2 separate regions of the Mus musculus genome follow, and region 2 is linked to region 1. A link is a loop called in an ENCODE intact Hi-C map of the cell type or tissue named here. Cell type or tissue: left cerebral cortex. All regions are shown on one strand. Each heading gives the region's core, and the rest is flanking DNA. Links, peaks and the distances in the headings are about the cores only. Region 1 holds the start of Gm4258 (a long non-coding RNA gene). Region 2 holds the start of Mir181a-1 (microRNA 181a-1).

Evidence for each region. A loop is a pair of places that touch in the nucleus more often than their neighbours do. Peaks named below come from ENCODE experiments on the same cell type or tissue, not always from the same donor. Only the 100,000 strongest peaks of a DNase experiment are listed, where the experiment ranks them.
Region 2: it touches region 1 in a loop (2.8-fold over the local background); 6 of 42 quality-filtered maps call a loop at or near these places.

The regions. Positions count from the first base shown.
Region 1 is chr1:137,892,752-137,903,419 of GRCm38, reverse strand. Gm4258 (a long non-coding RNA gene) reads right to left here and starts at 4,953. Exons shown (of 3, transcript XR_003948014.1): 1 at 4,635-4,953; 2 at 1-3,992. In left cerebral cortex, for the core only: no CTCF peak of the experiment used is centred there; DNase peaks (open chromatin) are centred at 2,916, 3,072, 4,375, 4,871 and 1 more place; H3K4me3 peaks cover 4,482 bases; H3K27ac peaks cover 4,472 bases.
Region 2 is chr1:137,966,330-137,976,997 of GRCm38, reverse strand. Mir181a-1 (microRNA 181a-1) reads right to left here and starts at 10,543; the gene lies at 10,457-10,543. Mir181b-1 (microRNA 181b-1) reads right to left here and starts at 10,359; the gene lies at 10,280-10,359. In left cerebral cortex, for the core only: a CTCF peak has its summit at 4,011; DNase peaks (open chromatin) are centred at 3,905 and 5,306; H3K27ac peaks cover 1,147 bases.

The sequences.
Region 1 (10,668 bases), core at 1,194-9,193:
TACGTATAAAAAGTTATTTCAGCTGAACTAAGGGTTGGTGTTTTAAAAGATGTGCCAAAAATCAACCCAAAATTCATTTATTTGTTTTATATATATATATATATATATATATATATATATCCTAAATGTTTCTGTTTAAACTTCCAAATATGCATTTGGTTCATTTCCTATCTGTGATTCATGAGTCGGTCTGACCCCAGTGTCTCCCTGGGCCTGAGTAGGTTGCAAGCAGAGGGCCAGTCCATCACTTTCCATACTCTCTGCCATCACGAGGGCATCTAACAAAACAGTGGCTCTTTTGTAAGTTATAAAAATCACTTTGATAGTATTCATTCCAATTAATCTTGAGTTCAGCACGCGTTCAGAGTGGAGGTAGGAGATTTGGAGCATAGAGCAGCTGAACCAGTTCCCCTTCTTAGCTATTGCGACCAGAGTTTCCTTCCATCTCTGAACACTGCTTGGGCATCTGTGCACAATAATTTCAGGCCTTTAACCTACAGGGTAAGCTTTAAAAAACACAATCTTTTTCTTCATGAGAGATTACGACCACAGAGTGTACTTTCAGGAATCAACTGGGTGCTCAGAAACACAGTCTAGTTCTGTAGTAATTATTGTTCTGTTCTTCAAATTTGGATTGAAGTTTTTGAGTTAGGAAAGTAGTAGGGTGTGTAGTATCTATAATAATATCTCACCCACTTTACTCAGTACCTGAGCATGATTCTCACTTAGAAGAATCATAACCAGTGGATCTTGCTACCCAAGTTTCATTGTATTAAAGTACAGTCACACTCTACGTTTCAAACCCTCTTGTACAATAACAAAAATAAATTGTGACCACAATCCTATATTCTAGTGTGCATGTTAAATATCACCCACACCTGGTCACAACCCTCAGCTGATGCTGAGGAGCCAGTAAAATCTACAACAAAAAGACTTGGAGTAAGAATATTCTGTGATCACCAAGGCTCTTGATGCATCCCTGACATGAAAGGACATGGGTTGTTTTCTGTTTGGGTACATCTATCTCCTGTTTGTTCTGCTATTTCCAATAAACCATTACCATTGTGTAAGGAGAACAAACTATAGGAAATTGTTTGCTCACAGTTATGTTCTGAAACACCATTTGTTCTTGAACTGGCCTTACGTCGTCCAGCTATTTCAATCAAGTCCATTATCTTCTTGTCTTTGAAAGATGCCTTTCTAGTAACCTGTATCCCCAGAGGGCCAGGTCAGGTCTGCCTTTTAGAAAGTAGGGTGGAATCAAAAACAGCTTGTTCATTTTCTCTCTTGGAGAAAGAAATTAAATTATTTTTCATCAGGCCAGAACTTCAGTGTGTGTTGGGAGGGAACCTTTACACGAAAATAGAAAGTCATGCCTTAGAAAAAGTTATTTACTTGTTTACATTGGAGTGTTACGCCACAGAAATACCAGTCAACTTATATAATTTTTGTAAGTACAAAATGTGTTAATTCTTCAACTGTATGCTTTTCTGGACAATAATCAAATGAAGCAGTAATTTTTTATTCTCTTGCTTTAAAACAATCACATAATACATTGGCAAATAAATCCGTTGTTCTGTTGATCCTTTACTGCAATTGTTCACAGACACAGGCTTTCAAAATCTTTTCTAAATTAGAAGTACAAAGAATGAATTTCAACGCTTACAAAACTGAATATCAAATGCCAGGCATGTCTGAGCTAGCAAACATATCATAATTCCTACATTATTAATAAGTTACATATAAAAACTTGATAAGGTGTAGAATGCATGTGGAATTTTTCTCCATCTCTATCTCAAATTACAGGGTGGCAAAAGAAATTATCTTTCTTCCATTCGACATAAGAAAAATAAAATAATACCATATGTATGTTAATAAAGATCTGAGGACTTGATTGGTAGGTGACTCTTTAGGGAAGACCCCCAAAGTAGAGATGAAAAATATAGAGTGAACAACTGCACAAACACTGAATCCAAGTTCCAGCTAATCCAGAGACATACGCACAAAGGCACAAAATGGGCATCGCTTCAAAATCATTTGTATAAATGATTCTTTCCTTGAGGAATTTTAATAGTAAAAATCAATTAAAAGTAATCGCAAATGACAAATACCAATTCATAATGACTATTACTTTTGTAAAATTTTGAGCCAAATTATTTTAAAACGCTTTTCATTTCATCTATTCATATTGAAATCTAGCCACATGTATAATCAGCATGTTAATAAGGCGTACTAGAAGCACAGAACTCTGGCTACATGACTATATCATGATAAGCACACCCATACTGCCCCGTAAACACATCTGAGAGAGAGAGAGAGAGAGAGAGAGAGAGAGAGAGAGAGAGAGAGAGAGAACTCTGAATAAAAGACTGCTTTCCTATGTCTGTTGGTTAACCCCGCAAACACTTGAACTTCCTATGGGCACACACCCAGCAGACGCTGGCGTCTAGGTGATTGAAAATGTTGCCCACAAAGGCAAAATTTTATCTGTGATGACATCACCAACTAACCTGGCTTCGTTGTGATAGAGTGATGTGTTTTTCTGGCTCATGTGTGCGCCTTAAGTGTGTGGGAGACAGAGAATGAGAAAAAGACACAGAGGCAAAAAGAACGATGCTTACAGAACTGCAGCCTCAGAAACCCTCTGCAGCCCTCTCAGCAAGGCTTGTAAGAACCTTCCCACAGACCTCAGACTTCCCCCCCACCCCGATCTTATATAGCTTAAGTTTGTTCAAAAATGCATTCCCCACACCAGTGAATTCTGTTTCGTTTAGTTAACACACTGTAAATCCTCAAATATTCTGCCAGGATCCGTGGAGATGGGATTTCCACACCAAATGAGGCGTGTGCTTCTATGCGAAATGGTGCAGGAGTTGCAGTGTCCCTGGAGACCTGCCTTCGAGTGCTTGAGACATCTCGGTTTTAAAGGCAATGAAAGGGTTAAAAATTGAGTCTGTCTAGGGTAGGAGAAAGGGGATATTGTTGTCTTTAATCTTTCCGCAGTATGTGTACGACTTCCATCCCGGATCTGCACATAGTGGTGGAAAGGCTCGGCATGCATTGCGTGCAAGCTCCTTGATTGTAGAAGGGGGGTGGGGGGGGGGGGGACCTGGCTGGAGTCCAGACAGGCTGGAGCTCTGTTGATCATTATGTCTAGCCTTCAGGTGTCTCAGCGCACAGTGGGCGGCAGTGGGGGAGGTGTAGATAACATGAGAGAGCAGACAAAGAAAAACTGGTGTATTTTTAAAAGATTATGTGAAATTCTGTGCTCAAGCCTCCTTTAAAAAAAAATGATTCCTAATGTCTTGGACTTTCATAATTACAGCACCGGCTCGGCTCTGGCACCTCTCTAAGCCGTAATTAGTTCTGTCTGGAGCCTCTGAATAATTCCTTTCAATAATTGATGGAGTTAATATTCTCTTTTAAAAATGGGGAGGGCAGTGTGTTCTTATAAACTCTCTTTCTGTCAGAGTCTTTGTTGTTCAGAATCTTCATCAGTCATAATCACACTGATCTGATTTGCAGTTTCATTTCTTATGAGACCAAACATAACTTTTTAAGGATTTAGATGATTCTAGAAGGAAAGACACAATCCAGCATTGCTGGATTACCCTAGTTGACTATGAAAAGAAAGCAGTAACAGGAACAATTTCTACCATTTGTTTCCAATTGTTTTTTTTTTTTTTAAATGCTGCTTTGAATGTCACTTCTGTTTAAAACTCCATCAAAAAAAAATCTTACCATAAATACAACTTAGATGTTAGCTATAGCCTTGCCTCCTCCCGCAGGAAGACATTCTAAATTATTTTATTCTTTGAGGATTCTTCTATGAAGAAGCTTCGGCATGCTTCCTCCCCACCCCCCACATCCTCACCCCACCCTATTAGGAATTTTAAAAAAATCTTTATATGGAGGCCTGGCTCCTAAGACAGAAAGCTGTCTTTTCCTTCTCCACACTGGCCACTTTCAGCTGCCGTCACTCGTGCCCGGACCTCGTTTCACATTTTGTGGACAAAAAAAAAAAAACAAAAAACAAACAAAAAAAAAAACAAAAAAAAAAACAAACAAAAAACAGTTCAGTCTCTGTCATTATTGTAAAATTTAAAACACTTCAAAAATGAATCAAAAGAAAGCCCTGGCTTGAAGCCATTGTTCAGATTTAAGAGCTATTTTGCCTCCAAGTGTCTTTAGCAGTCTTTCATGGCTAATTATAATAACTGTCAGATGTCTGGAAAGTGTGGGGTGCCCTAGCCAGTGGAGTCAGCAAAGTTTGCCTTTTATTTTTCCTGGGGACAAATCAAATCTGATTAGACATAAAGAGCGAAAAGAAGAGAACTAAGTACACATGTGTGTGCCTTCATTTTTTTTCCCTATGAACAAAGCAGCATGCTGGAGCAGTGTCCCAGTGCGGAGTCTCCTACAGCTACTCTTCAGAAAGCCTTACTTTTCTTTTTAATTCTTTATCTTTCACAGAAGAAAGCATGCAACAAATGCTCCCCGGTACAGTTCCCTGCCCTTTGGCTACCTTTCAAACTACGCATAAAAGGATTCCCTGGCAAATCTTCGAGTATTTGGGGCTTCTGGCAGAAAACTATTTTAATCAGCGCACTTGACGGAAAGAAATGTATACTTACAATTTTCAAATGCTGCTTCTTGCTCTAGTTCCTCGTCCCTGCAGGGCGAAGCCGAGGCTTCTCTCCGGAACAAACTGCGGTGCAGGTGCAGAGTCTTGTTTGCATGCCCAGGAAGGGGGGGAAGCATTTCCTAAAGTCACTCGGAACTCGCTACTTGTGCTCAGGCATCCCTGCTCCACCGTACTATCTGCAGTTCTGAATTGAACTAAATTAGAGCCCATGCGAAAGGCAGGGGCAGGCAGTCATGTGAGAGACACGCCGCCATCCTATTGGCCACAGAACCATAGCTTAGGCATTCTGCCTTTTCCACTATTGGTGAAGAGTTAAAACTGAAAGCATTTAGATCCTCCTCTCCTGCCTATTTGTCCTTTATGTGTGGAAGAATGACTGTAGGATTTCACAGTGACAGATCAGTTAGGAGTCACTGAAGTCACCCTCCCAGAGACTGTGGGAGGGGGTGAGAAACTCAGCTTTTGCAAGATCCCCCCCCCCTTTTCATCCCCTTGACCTGCAATTTTGTGTGTGATTTGCCTTCAAGAAAAATGTTGTTGTTGCTGCTCTCCCTTCAGCTCCAGTGATGATAGAAATAGATTATCATTGCATCCCTTTGCAGAATTTGTCAGGCTGAGGAGCACCAGGATCAAGGACTTCCAATGATAAGTTTTCTGATTTTATTTTAAAAACTAAGAAGGTTTTAGTGCAGTTCTAAACCAACATACTGAATTATTCATGAGTGACACCGGCAACAGAATTAAGGTTTTTTTTTTTTTTTTGAGTCGTTAGCTCATTCTGTAGAAAACCAAGGGGAAAGTAACGCTGAAAATATCAAAAAAGCAAAATGCCAGGGAAATTAAATGAGAAACTCAAACTAAGTCAGCTAACGTGGATGAGGAAATACACTCTTCTCCCTCAAATTCCATCTTTAATTACCTCTTTAAGCAACATAAAATGTCCATAAAACTTGGAGACAAACTGTATTTTCCAGTTATCCAGGGGGATATTTACACACCAGGGTTCTTAAAACACCTGAGATATTTGTCAAGACTTAAAGCTTAAGGTCCCATAAAATCATCGAATCCCACTCTCTCAATACCGAAGCATGCCTGACAAATAATGGCTGCCTTGTAACACTAATGCCGAGTTAAACCAAATGAAAGCAATCTTGCTGCAACATCATCCTGCCCTTGCTGACAATACCGCCAAAGAGCCAGTCACTCTTATATGTAGTCAGTCTTTAGGATAACCCAGTCTCTTTTACTACTTGCATTTCTCTACGAGAAACTCACACTTTCCTACAATGGCATCTTTTGGATCTTACCCCATTATTTATGTCTCTATGAATAGTTACGTTATTTAAGGGAGCCTTACTTTATGTCACGGATGTAACAAGACTTCACATCTTTAGTCCATCTTCACAACAGTAACTTCATTAGCTTTTTGCTTATATTTTATTAATATTTTGAGAAATTCTTAGGATATAATTTGATCATATTTACTCTCTCGTCCCCCACCTAACTCCTCAGCAGTCTACCCCCATCATTTGTATCTCTTTCTGTTGTTTTCTCTCCTTAAACAAGCCACATAGTCCAGTTTATTCACTGGTATGGGGCCATCCACTGGAGCACAGTTGATCTACCAGCAGCCACACCCTTAAAAAAACCAACTTTGGGTTGCCCTGAAGTTGTTGGCTGTTGCTCACATTTCATAGATGAGGAAATGAGCTTCAAGCTACTCCAGGTCCTGTAGCTGGTAGCTCGTGCCCTGTGGCACTCATTCATTTACATGTACAACTCTTATTCGTCTATAGAGACAGCACCGGAGTTCTCCCAAGGTGTCCACAGCATCATTTGCCTTGATTATTTCCTTCCTGGTGTAACTAACGTATTTGAATATCTATGCATAGCTATGGGATATTCACTATTCAATGTAAGCTAGGTTCAGATTCAGGTAAGTGGCCCATAAGGGACTGGAAACACAGGTTAAGGACAACTGTGGAACCACATTTACATCTGAGCCCTGCAAAAGGTTCAAACTGTAGCTTATGGCCACAGGAGCCTGGAGTTTTCTAGAGTGTTGTTCCGGCCACTATTACTGGTCCAAATGTTTGAATGCAATGCTTAGTAGGACAACAAGCCCTAGAAATGTTCAAAACAGGAGTCAAAGGGTCCATCTCAAGCTGGGAAAGTCAGGGGGCAGCCATTACCCCTTGCACTCTTTCAGAGAGGGCAATTAAATGCCTCTGTGCTACTAAACCTCACCTATAAATTTCAATCTTCCAAATAAGTCATCCTCTCTGAAATATTTTAAAGCTCACTGCTTCTTGTCATTGGAAGTATTCTTCCCTTTTTTGTCCTGTATACTTTTTTTTTCTTTATCTCTAAGGATTTTTTTTGTTGTCGTTCATTTCATGCACTGTGTTTCCTCTGGTTTCTTTACAGATATGTTTTTTGTAGTCTCCTGTATGACTTTAGTTTTCACTCCACAGATTTTAGCATACGGACAGATGGCACTTATGAATGCTGCATTGAAGCAGACTTACTGCAGGATCTGATGAAGAGGAATAGCTGTTCCCCCTTCACCCCAGAACTGTCAATTACAGTGTGATACTGAAGAGTGGTTTCCATTTACCACACACTGAAATTGTAGATCTTGTAGACCACACAACATCCTTTCCTTTGGATGTCTCAATCCCATGAACACAACACTTTCAACATCAAAGTGACTGGCTCTTCCCTGAATTTTACAATATCTCAATGAGAGTATCAGTGTCTACCAGAGAGCCAGGGTGACATGGAATTAAGATCCAATCTTTCTTCGACAGACATCTTCGTATCTAGATAACTAGCCTCCCAGTATTACACATCTCTTGACTTGCTCTGTCCCATTCCAGATGAGTGTTCTGAATTATGCATTTTGGTTAGGACTATATCTCATCTTGTCCCCAGCCATATGGAAACTCCACCCCTTTTTCTATTGGTAGCAATGAAAATAGAAATAACACCAATAAGTTCATTTCATGATGATGTGTTGTTCTCAAAATTTCAAAGTCATATGGATGTACTTTTGAAATGTACTCAGATAAGCATTTTAAAAAGTTTTAGTCTTATAAAAATATGTGTGTTCAAGGCAATAATTTTTGCTTCCAAAGTGCAGACAGAAATCTATTTGAAAATGAAAGTTTTTGATGGCAGAATTAGACATACTAAGTTACATGCCACCAAATAAGCCTGATACAAAACGTGTTGTGAATCCTAAAATGTCTCCAAGTAACCACACTTTTCAGTAATAGTTTATTATATTTATACCAGAGTCACTACATCTCAAAGCCCTTTTACATTCATCTCCTATTTATCTAATATCAAACAATCAAGGCAGACGTATAAGCATTACCCAATTAATACAGGAAAACTAAAACCTGGAAAATTCTATGACATCTAGAAATTACAACATGGAAGCAGATTTATGTCTCTGCACCCCAACATTTAAGGCTACAGTAAGGACAGAATACGCAGTGTTTTACACATGCAAATAACTTACTTGATTAAGAACTGAATTATGGCTTTAAACTTTCATTCCAAAGGAAAAGATTCATGGAAGTTTCTGCCTTTCACACATTTACGTTCAAATTGCTTTCATTACAAAATTAGCTCTTGGTAGTAATTTTCTTTGCTTGTCATGGGTGGTCTGAGTCTTGGGTGGGAAAATTGGGATCAGATGAAAATGAGCTATCTGAACAGGAAGTTTCTCAGCCACTCTGAATTTACAATAAGCACACAGTGGGAAGTGTGGCCAGATCACAGCGAGATGAGCCAAGCACACTACATACAAAGCCTCTTCCTTTCTGTTAAATGCTAAAAGACAAATATTTGGGGGAAACATAGATTTATTTTTTTACCTTGAAATATATAAATGCTTTTAACTTTTCTAGGCTTGTTATTTTCTCTGGAGTACTAAGACGACATTTCTTACAAGTAAGCAAAAGTTAAATAATTTAGACAATGAAAGTTAGCCAAATATACACATGGTTTATTCAGGGCAAAGCCAATAACTCAATATTTTGATTTTTCATTTTCATGTGGCTGTTTTGGCACCAGGTAGAATAGAGAAAATAAGCAATTTGACCAACTGGTATGTTAATCTTTCAGTTCCAAACCCTCAGCTGATTTAGAGGCAAAGTTTATTTCCTGTTTTCCTTTGATTATAGAAGAGCAGCTACAGAGACAGATCCTCTGTTTAGAATTAAGTTAACCAACACAAAGTGACATCATTGCTTCATCAGATTAATAACACACTTAGTTTTAGACAAAAGAATAATTATTTTACGGGAGTTTGATCCTCACTTGTCAATACAACATGCTTTGATATTCACTTACAGAAATGCTTCAAATCATTGTGTCCATGGAGATCTTGAGGTCATGTTAAAATGCTGCCTGTTTTTATAATAGTCTGAAGTATGCCTTAGATTCTTCATAGTAAAAGTCCTGAGTGATGTTGATGCCTCTGGTTAACTGGCTTTCTTCATGCACAAAGCCCTGACATTTATATTAGGACATAACATTAAAAACCAGCACCGTGAGGGCCATGGGGTAGTTGTCCCAAGGAGAGTTAGCCTCTAAACCTTTCCATTTATTTAGCTTCCCCTCTTTTTCAGCTGTCGCCCTCGTTCCTTGTTGTACCACAACTTGCTCTCAAAGGACAGAAAATGGCATCTCATTCACTCACTTAACTTCAAAAGATACCTCTGAACTGGACCCAGAAAGCTGCACCCGTTCATTCTTCACATACCAGCAAACTGAATCTATAAAACTCAGCTGCTCTCCTCCCCACACAACCCCAACATGCAGCCATGCAATGTGCTGGCTACTCCATTTGTCTATTCCAGGTTATCCTGCTTCAACTTCAGTCGTGGTCACATTTTTTTTTTTGAACTCTTGAGTTGTTTCTTTCTTTCTCAAATATTGATACCTTGGGCTTGCTTTGTGTGTGCTTTTAATCTTTTGTGTGGTATTATCATTTTTTCCTAAACAAAACTTGAAATTAACCTGCTGCTTCTCTGAAACATTTCTGTAGTGTTGTTCTGGACTTGATAGGTTAATAACAATCCCTAGGATCATTGTCCTCCTAGACAGAGCCCTTCCAGGTAGGTACAATGAGAGAAGATAAACCATCCGTCTGTGTAGCCAGCAGGGAAATTAAAGGCAATGGGACACTCAGGGAGAAAAAATGGCAAGAGTAAAATTCTTTCATAATCCTTAAGTTAACACTATGCAGTACTTCTTCACTGCCATCGCTGGGCACATGTGCTTCTTCTGACAGGACAGGTACAGTTGATTATGATGGTCCAGATCCTCGGTGTCTAAGAATGCCCATGTGTTTGTGACACAATGGCATGGCAAGGCTGAAATATTATAAACACTACTTACGAGTTGAGTATACTCATGGAAAGTTCTACTGAATTTTTTTTTTTTAACATTTAGGGTTCTTATTTGACAAAGGTTTGTCTTACATTTTTTATTTGTTTTAGAAAATATTCCTGAAACCTCGACAGCAGCTGACTTGACCTTTTGTTTAATAGTAGCTAGCATCTAACAGTCAACTAACTTTAAACAAGTTAGCTACTGACCACACCCCCCAAAAAAAGTGAAACACATCAGAAGACATAAGGGACAGTTTTATTCTGTGACTTGAATTTCTTAACCTGGATAAATTCATGCCATCCTGGCCACAGCAAGTATTTATCGAAGTTTTCATTACGAAAAGTGTTCAAAAGTGTTCAGCTTAGCAGACAGCACTGTAGTTCTGAGATCCATCTATACAGTCAACTCTAACTTCACTTCCAGCTCTTGGGTGGTCTAATGTTGAGATAATTAATTAAGGCCCAGGAAAAGCATCTGCTGTCCACATTTCGTCTTGGATGAGAGAAATTATTTTATCCATTACTTAAAGAAAGTTAATACCCAAAGGCTACACATTAGCACTGTCTTGAATTAGGACTCACCAAATCTGAAAACCAGCTATTCACATGGAATCTACT
Region 2 (10,668 bases), core at 987-8,986, 74 kb before region 1:
AAAGCAACGGGGTCCAGTAATCATGGATTGAAACTGGAAGCCCAAATAAACTTGTTCCATCACAGATTTTTTTTTTGGACCAATTATAGAAAGCTAATTCAATCAGAAATCTGAAGTCTTTGGAATGAGTCCTTATTGGTGCAGGGTTTGTCATAGAACTGGTCATAATCAATTGCTGAGTTAGTGTGATATGCTTCTGTCATCACAACATGTAAGTGGAAAAGAATCCCTTTAGAAAAATACCCATGTGGTGACTGACAGGATCCAACACTTGCCTAGAAGACCTTTCACAAAACTGCTGCATAATACAGATGCTTGTTGACCCAAAGAGAATAGTCCATGAGGAAATAAAAGAGAGGAAGCAACATGGAAGTCTCATTGACCACATCATCTTTTAGAAGTGACCCTCCATCTCCTATGCTGCATTTATTAGATTATGCCACTAGGTCCAGCTCATGTACAAAGAACAGAAATGACACATAAACTTAAACATATTAGGAAATAATAAATTCACGTTATGAAAGGCAGTTCCCTACTCTTAAGATGGGTGATGTATGGGGTCAGAGGTCATTCTAATTTGGTTTTGATGGTTTTAATAAAACATTGACAAAACAAGAAAAAGATTGATTTTACTTACAGTTTACAACGGTCTATAGTCTGGGGAGGCTGAGACAGGAACTTCTGAGACCACAGAGGAATGCTGCTCACGGTCTTGCTTCTCCTTACTTGCTCTGCTATCTTTTACATGCAGCCCAGACCTTCTTGCCCAAGGATGATAACACTCTGAGTGAGCTGGGTCCTCTGACATCAATAAGCAGTCAGCAAAATGTCCTGCAGACATGCTCAGAGGCCATTCTGATGGAAACAATTCCCCAACCGAGATTCTCTTTTTCCAGGTATGCGGAGGTTTGTGTCAAGTTGCCAAAAACTTACTGACACAGTTGTTAAATATAATAATGTGTACACGTTATTGAGACTTTTAAGCTTTTGGTGCCTGAAGTTCTTTCCTCCATTATAGATATCATCCAGGTGCACTGGAACTCTGTGGTTTTAATTACACCATCTCTCTTCCAGGCAAGGATAATTGCCTCCTAAAGTCAACACCTCAGATAGCAAACCGCTGTTGCCAATCCCTGTTCTTGCTCTGTGGCTTAAAATTGTCTGGGAGTTTCTACCCTTCAGGACAATAGACAAAGTTTTAACATGGTTTCTCTAGCTTTTTCCCTACAATTTACTTATCTCTTTTCTATTTTTGATTAGATTCTTCTTTTATATAATACACCCTGACCACAGTTTTCCTTCCCTCTCTTCCTGTCACTTCCCTGCATCTCCCCTTTTCTCCATATCCATGGCCCCTCCATCTCCTTTACAGAAAATAGCAGGCCTCTAAGAGACCACAGCCAAACAGTACAAAACAAGGTACAATATGACAAAGCAAAAGCCCTCATACTGAAACTAGACAAGGCATCTCAATAAGAGGAAAAGAATCCCAAGGGCAGGCAAAGGAGGCAAAGATATGCCTGCACTCACTGTTCAATTTCTGTGAAGCCATGTGAGGACTGCTTAGGTTGATTTAATAGGCCATATTCTTCTTAAGTTCTCCACCCCCTCTGATTTCTACATTCCTCCATCACCCTCTCCTGGGGGGGGTTCCCTGATCTCTGAGGTGAAGGACACAATAGAGAACTCCAATTTAGACTCTCTCCCTCTCCCTCTCCCTCTCTCTTTCTCTCTCTCTCTCTCTCTCTCTCTCTCTCTCTCTCTCTCTCTCTCTCTCTCTCTCTCTCTCTCTCTCTCTTGTATCTGGCCATGGGTCTCTGCATCTATTCCCATCAGCTGCCACAGGAGGCTTCTCTGGTGAATAATAAACAAACAGTACGTCAATCTACCCATCTATGAGTATAGCAGAATATCATTAGGAATCATTTCATTGATTGATTGAATTCTTCCTTCCTTCCTTCCTTCCTTCCTTCCTTCCTTCCTTCCTTCCTTCCTTCCTTCCTTCCTTCCTTCCTTCCTTCCTTTCTTTCTTTCTTTCTTTCTTTCTTTCTTTCTTTCTTTCTTTTTTTTTGGCAGCCATATTTGGCTATACACTAGGTCTCTGGCCTATCTAGTCTCCTATCCCTGTCCATCCGGACAGCATAGAGCATGGTCTACCTTTATGGGCTGGCTACTCCGACAAGTTCTACACCACAATTGCCCCAGCACATCTTGCAGGCAAGATAGATTGTAGGTGAAAGTTTTAGTGGCTGGGTAGGTTTCCATTTTATTTTTCTTTTCATAGCCTACAGAGTACCTTCTTATGTCAAAAAGATTAGACTATAGAGGTTTGTCTACTCTTGAATGGGACATGGGGTAGCCCACCTCCACAGGGAACTCTGTTCCAGCCACCACACTAACTTCTTTCATTTTCTTGAATTATTATTTTTCCCAGTACTAGGTGCCTGTACCTGTTATTTTCTCAAGCTTGGATGCTTTCTGTATTAGTCTCCTGACCCCAAACAGTTAACATTTTAGCTTCTCTTCTTCATCTGCAGAAAGAAAATATTACAGTAGACCAGCTTGGGCCATCTTAAGACTAACTCTAAACAGTGGAGCTGTTAAAGGATTTTGGCCCTAGAATCTTTTTGGCATATCACACCTTAACTCCATCTAAATTAATGCTCTTCACCAACTAACAATTGTATCATTTTTATTTTTCAGCATGAAAAGATCTTGGACTTATTCTTTCTGTCACTGTAAAGGAGGTTTTAGTCTTTTTTACATTACTAATAATATTCCTGTCTATATTAAACATGTTTCATTTTTTCCCATGAGTTTTTGGCAGGGGTATGTGTTCCTTTGCTGTGCACATTGATCAAACTCAGCTACACTTTGACTTTTTCTTCTTTCTCGAAGTTTCCACTGGTCTCCTTTTCATTCTCTAGCCCTTTCTTTTGAAGTCCTCTAATTACAGAAGTGTGGTTGAGATCTTCATCTGTAAGTAGAGTTCAGGTTCTAAGAGATAATGAGTATGTCTGCTCTCACTCTGATGTACCCCAGCACTTAGCTGTACAAGTAAATGCAGGGCTTCCTGGGGCATGCTTTTGAAACAATCGAGTAGATAACTGTTGATTTCATGACCTCAAATTCAAAACCAAGAAAGTGCATGTATACATACTTCTTTAATTTTCAGTGTTTTAAGACTTTGATTTTAGGCAATGGTTGATTTTTTTTTCTACATAATAAAGGAGGATACATCTTCCCCCTGTAGTAGGCTGTGTTTACCAGTTGTGAAAGCCATCTAATAGTCCGGAGAAAGGCGATTTCACCACCCTTGCCTTCTGACATTACAACAACATGCCTGAGCAGCTGTGCAGCACCAGAGCTGCCACAGAAATTCTTCTCTGAAAAGGTGATCATGTTACACCCCAGAGCCTGGGATCTGATTACTCTTGCTATAGAAGCCTGGAAAGCTACAAATGTCATTAGTGGCCATTAAATTACTTGGCTTGGCTTTCAAAGACTATCTCTGATGTTTGCCTCTGTGATCTCTCATGGCTGTAAACGCTATAAATTGGGGATGTATTTTCACAGGGATTCATATTCTTTGAAAGATTCTATGCATTTTTTTTGTCCTTCTGCAATGAAATCAGAGGCTGCACTTAAGAATTCAAATGGAGAAGCAAATCTTGGAATTAAGTCTGTGTGAGTATTGGCATGCTCAGACCCTCTTCTGAACCCACCCACTACTCCCTTCTGTTTTACCATGTTCAAGCACTTTCATTCTACATCTAATTTTAATGTGCAAACCATCTCATTCCCTGCAATTATAAAGCATGTGTTAGCACTTAAGCAGCTGGAGGGGGTTGCCTAAGGTAAGAGGATTGATAACATAGACCAGGCATCTTAAAAATGGCTTTGTGTGATCTGGCACTGCTAGCTAAGACTTTATGTTCATGGTTCCAAGCTGTCTGTCCGGGACTTAGAGAAATTCAGGCAGTGAACACACGGGGCTATTTTATTCCTGTTACTTGGTGTTGATATTTCAGGATATTTTTGCATAGCAAATGTCTAGTTAAGGAAGTCTGAAGGTATTCACAATCTGCTTTCTTAAAGGAGCTGGAAAAGGGAATAAATTTGTCTAAGGTTGATGGCGAAGTGATTGGAAAATATGACTAAGATCTAACAAAACTGTACCACGTTCTGACAGCATTGCAGAAAGCAAACAGATTTGTGAAAATGCAGATTTCACTGCTACTTCACCAGTGCCTCTTCTCATTACATCTTCAAGATTAAGAAAAAAAAATCAGCTTATGTCTACACGTTATCCTTACCTTAAGGATAAGGGGTAAGAATTCACATTTAAAGTCAGTACCTTGGATAAAAATAACCACGAGAATCCAAAGTAATCTTAGAAAATTCTTTAAACATCTGTAAACTTTAAACGACTCAGAATTACAATAAGTGCCCCAGATTTTCCATCTGTTTTACATACATCAAGTTTTCCAGGCCTAACCTAATTGTATTTTAATGTAAGCAGTAAAACCAAATAGGGATATTCTGTAGGTACACCATTTGCTTTCTGATCCTGAGACAATCCTACCTACATTGCTAGCATCTCAGCAGCTGACAGTGTCATAACTGGTGATTTTTAAAAATCGTGATTCCTTCCGTTTTTCCTCTTTTTTTTTTCTTCTTCTAATGATGGATTTTGGAGGCAACAATAGGTTCTTAGATTTGACTAAGTAGTGCAGTTAGATCCAACAATATGATCAGCAGGTGAGGGCATTTGCCACCAAACCCGATGATCTGAGTTTGATCCCCTGGTACTCATATGGTTAAAGGAAGGAAAAGACTCCAGCGCGTCTTCCTCTGACCTTCATATGTGAGCCGTGGCAGGCAGAGACACATGCACACATATATGAACACACTCACAACAAAGAAACTTTAAAAAAAATAAGCAGAGTAGTTAAATTCACATATAATAAATACAAACATAAACACTAGGGTCCAATAATTTAGAAACATTATGTGTGCCATAGATATAGATAGATATAGATATAGATATAGATATAGATATAGATATAGATATAGATGATGTAGATATAAATGATATAGATATAGATGATATAGATATAGATGATATAGACATAGATACAGATACAGATATAGATCTTCCCAAGACATCCACAACTTAGTTTTGACTCACAGCCTGTGGCTGAAAGTATTGAGTTATATGAGTTAGTTATTCATTTATAGACACTGCTGTGGGAACAGAATGGAGGATGGGGGGAGAGCGGCAAAAGAGACATATCACCAATTCCAGGAATCAGACATGGGAGACCAACATCAGGGTGCAGATCTGAATTTATTGCAGAGCACATACATTTGTATACAGTGCTTAGCCGATCCCTAGGCATAAATTCTTGGCCAATCATATCTTGTCACACTGTCATTTTGCTCCAATGAGAACTCTGCCTGCTGAGGTTACTCAGAAGCAGCAGGGTAGAGGGGAGCATTGTCACTTGTTATGCTTTCCACTAAGATAGGGGAAGCAGCCACCACCTTCACCTTAGTTCCTTTTTGGTGTCTCACTGATGTTCAAGGAGCCATCTAAGATCTAATTCAGTATACAGAAGCTCATGACTCTGAGGAGTCCCAGGAGACTCTGGCAGCTTGCTCTCCATTCTACTCTTCCCATCACAAGGTTAACCTCCACTGCTTTCGCTAAGTAGACATGTTTTTGACTTACTTATTCATCCAAAATGTATTACATATATTACACATCTACTATAAGCTTGACATGTCTTTTGTATCAAGTTTAGAGCAGAAGAAAGAAAGAAAGAAAGAAAGAAAGAAAGAAAGAAAGAAAGAAAGAAAGAAAGAAAGAAAGGAAGGAAGGAAGGAAGGAAGGAAGGAAGGAAGGAAGGAAGGAAGGAAGGAAGGAAACCAGGAAGTAAAGCCCTCTAACTTGTGCAGATTAAGTTAATTTATGAGTAAGCAAGACCAAATATTTTTTGCTTTTAATATTTTATTAAATGTTTTGGAATTCGGTACAATGTATTTTGATCAAATTAACTCCCAATTCCTCCTGTAAGACCTTCTCCAAATTCATGGTCTCTTTTGGTAAACTATTTTAAGTTAATAACCCATTGGCTCCACTTTGAGCATCCATATACTTTTGGGAGGGGGACCATCCACAGGAACACTGTTGATCTTCTAGGAGCCGCATTCTTAAAGAACCCCCAGGCATCCCTTGAAAAGAATCTGTGATTATTTGCTTCTGTAGACTCCTTACCTGTCAGACTCTACACCCTCAGCCCTAGAACATGAACTCCACAGTACAGCTCTCAAGCCCTCGCGTGGCCTGCACTGTGACATTTGCTATGTTAATGTCTTGTCCTATTTATAAAAGAATATCTTCTCTCTCTAATGGTTTGTGAGGATTAAAGGAAAAGTTGTATCTCTGTTTCTGTATGATAAAGGTAATTCCATTTAGCCTTATTTTTGTAAGTTCATCAAATCTTTTTTTTTAAATTTATTTTTTATTAGGTATTTTCCTCATTTACATTTTCAATGCTATCCCAAAAGTCCCCCATACCCACCCCCCCAAACCCCTACTCACCCACTCCCCCTTTTTGGCCCTGGCATTTCCCTGTACTGGGGCATATAAAGTTTGCAAGTCCAATGGGCCTCTCTTTGCAGTGATGGCCGACTAGGCCATCTTTTGATACATATGCAGTTAGAGACAAGAGCTCCGGGGTACTGGTTAGTTCATAATGTTGTTCCACCTATAGGGTTGCAGTTCCCTTTAGCTCCTAAGTGTAACTTTTCCCTTTCTTTCTTTCTTTCTTTCTTTCTTTCTTTCTTTCTTTCTTTCTTTCTTTCTTTCTTTCTTTCTTTCCTTTCTTTCTTTCTTTCTTTCTTTCTTTCTTTCTTTCTTTCTTTCTTTCTTTCTTTTCTTTCTTTCTTTCTTTCTTTCTTTCTTTCTTTCTTTCTATTTTTCTATCTTTCTTTCTTCTTTCTTTCTCTCTCTCTCTCTCTCTCTCTCTCTCTCTCTCTCTCTCTCTCTCTCTCTCTCTCCCTTCCTTCCTTCCTTCCTTTCTTTCTTTCTTTCTTTCTTTCTTTCTTTCTTTCTTTCTTTCTTTCCTTCTTTCTTTTTCAACCAAAGTTTTTAGTGTTCAGGACAGCAAAGAGGCAGATATTGTGGCTTGAAACAAAACACAGCAATATAAAAAGAAGCACACTTTTTGTGTGTGTATATGTATGTACATGCACATGTGTATGTGTATTTATGGAGCTATGCCACATATATACAGGTTCTTATGGAGGTCAGAAAGGGACTCCAATTGCCCAGAATTTGACTTGTAGGCTGCTAGGAGCTACCTGATATGGGTTCCAGGCAAGTCCTGTTGAAAGAATAGCAGTGTTCTTAATCACTGAGCCATCTCCCCAGCCCCATGAGAAAACTTCTCAGAAAACATCTACCCAACAATAGAGATTTTAACTAAGTGAATTTGTCAATAACTGTACTTGAGAGAAAACAACACATGAAAATGAGATGATCTCTTTTTTGAACTACCCAAAGAAGAAGAAAGAGTTATGAAATATAACTAAACAGCCTAAGAATGCCTTTGAATTTTGAGAACATTTTGTTTTCCTGTATATATTCCTTATCATATCTTGGCATTACAACTTGGACAATGACTGCCTACTATTACTTATAATTACATCATAAGCATGATGTCATAAAAAGCTGTGATGCTAGGACTCTGGAAGCTGAGAACAGAGTAAGCCACCAGACCTATATGGTCCACACATGGAGATGCTGCCTCAAAAATCGCCGTCTTTAGAAGTACAACCTGGGATATGAATTTTGTACTTATCTTCCCATCAAGAATCAGTAAGACTTGTAATTCATAAATTTCTAAAAACTCACCATTACATAGTGAATTCATGTGATAATAGTTCGTGTAGCTCATAAAAAGTCAAACTCAAATGAGTAATTAAAATTTAATATTTTATTATGCTTTGAATTCAAGCCTATATACATGAACAGTACAATCTTAAGAATTTTTTTTTACAAATTGACTTTTATATCATTCACATCAAACACTCAGACTGTTTTAAAGAAACATAAATAATAATAAATAATGTACTAAAAATTTAAAGTGCAAATATGTGGAAAAATTTTGTCACCCCATCAGGTAAATGCACATTGAAATCATAATCATTTTATGCCTACCCCCTGTTAGAATGGACATTATCAAATACATGGTAGCAAGTGACAAGAGCTAAGAGGGTAATGGAAAGGAATAAAGACACAGGAAACCACTGTGAACGCTAGATGTAAATTAGTGCAACTATTTGGGAAAACCGGATGACATGTCTTCCAAAAAATGAAAATAGTATCCCTAAATTATATGTCCTCACATCCCTACATCCTCTGTGTGTGTGTGTGTGTGTGTGTGTGTGTACTGAGATATGTATATCAAAGAGGTATTTGTACTCTCTTCATTTCAACATTATTGATAATAGCCAAGCTTTGGTAACAAAGTGTCCTTCAATCAATGAATGAGTAGAGAAAATATTCTGACATTATGGATGTTTTCATAGGTATACACACACACACACACACATATATATATACACATATATGTATACACACACATATACCTATATATCTACATATCTCCATTACCTTAGCATATATACGAATACACACACACACACATACACACACAAATACACATATGAAATGAAATACTATCCAGGCTTAGAAAAGTTTATCAACAAATATATACCTGGATGAATTTATAATCAATGAAATAGAGGCCAGTGCCGCAGGATCCACTTAAATATGGAACTTAAAGGGAATGATTTTATGGAAGAAGAGTAGGAAGTTTGCTACCAGGGGTGGAATAATACTGGTGATTTGGTTTCACCAAGACCAGCTTCCATTAAAAAAAAATCTGCACAATTGGGAGAGAGCAATGTTTCAAGATGTCAAATTGTGGGCTGAAGAGAAGTAATGAGAGAACACACAAATAGAGACTCTTCTGCAGGTTACTAATTAAGTGACGTTTCCAAACTCATAGCTTTTTAAGATAGAAAAAAGAAGGGGGCTGTTCAGTGAATGAAGCAGGAATAGAAACTTTTTTTTGAACTTCTTGTTTTTTGTTGAGATTAGAGCCTTGTCATACGTTAAATGGAACGAAACAGACGGTGGGAGAAAGGAGTTATGATAGATAGAGATGCCCCAAGCAAGGCAGGCACTTGTGAACTAACTACGTAAAATACTGTGGGAATGAATATTCTGAACACTAGAGCAAGGTCCCAGGAATGGATTTCTGTAGTGGGAGTTGAATGTATATCATAATAAACTGATCAAGAGAGAGAAAGGACAATATGTTTGATAGATTTTTTCCCAACGAATTAAAATCTATTAGGTACCATGTACTAGGTACCATGTACACACTGTATGCTGAACATCCTGTTATAAATATTAACTCCAACCACTGTACTTACTATTGGAGGTGATGAACCTTAATGACAGATGTTCTTTTTGAAATTATAGAGCCAAACTAGTTAGGAAACACACACACACACACACACACACACACACACACACACACACACACACACTTGCTTGAAGACAGTCCCTGGAATCAAGTCTACCATTTCAGAAGAAAGTAGAGGGTAAATAAAGATGATGAACTATAATCTTAAATCTGAGGTCTCTCTGGGGAAACAAATCTATTGCATGATTATAATGAGCCCCTGGATAACAAAGTACTTGGCTATTGAGGTACTATCCCTCTGCCTACCAATTCCATAGAGAGTAGAGCCATTTCAGCGATTCTTTATGCAGAGCAAAAGAATTCCCTCTTGCTTCAAGCCCATTTTGACCAAGAAATCTAATGAAAGATGAGGGGATGGTTATTTTCTGTGTAACAATGTGACGGATAACGGGGCAGGAAGTAAGATATTTCTTTGGTTCTTCCTCCCACCAGCACAGCAGAGCAGGAAGCCGTGCCAACCCAGGGCTACACAGTTGATTCTGGGCATCCAACACTTTAGCATTTTTAAGAAATGCCCCATTTGTAACCCCCAGGAGTATAGAAAAGCAGTATTCTTATATAAATTAGTGACTTCCTCACAGAAATAGGACTTGATATGAATTGAATAAACAAACCTGAAAGTTCAGACAGCAGAAGTTAAACCGAGAAACGGCGTTAATACCCCCAGGACCTCTATTAGGGAGGGAACGTCTGTTGATTGCGACAGCAAAAAGCGGGGCCACAGTTGCATTCATTGTTCAGTGAGCTTTTCTACACAGTTCAACCCACCGACAGCAATGAATGTTGATTGTGACCTTTGTAAACATAGTCTCTGAAGAGGCGGGGAGAATCCTGTCGGGTCCTGCTTTGCGGTTCTGTCTTCAGCAAACGCAGAGGGCCATGGAGTAGATGATGGTTAGCTATAGGGTACAATCAACGGTCGATGGTTTTTATTTGAATTCCAAACTCACCGACAGCGTTGAATGTTCACTGAAGCAACCTGTGAGGCAGAGATGTGCTGATTTAAACAGTATCTGTGGGAGTCTGGAGCAGGAGGGAGGCAGAGGAAAGCCCAATCCTTTAACCAAACCTGTCACACATTTTAAACCATTTCAAAAGAGTACAG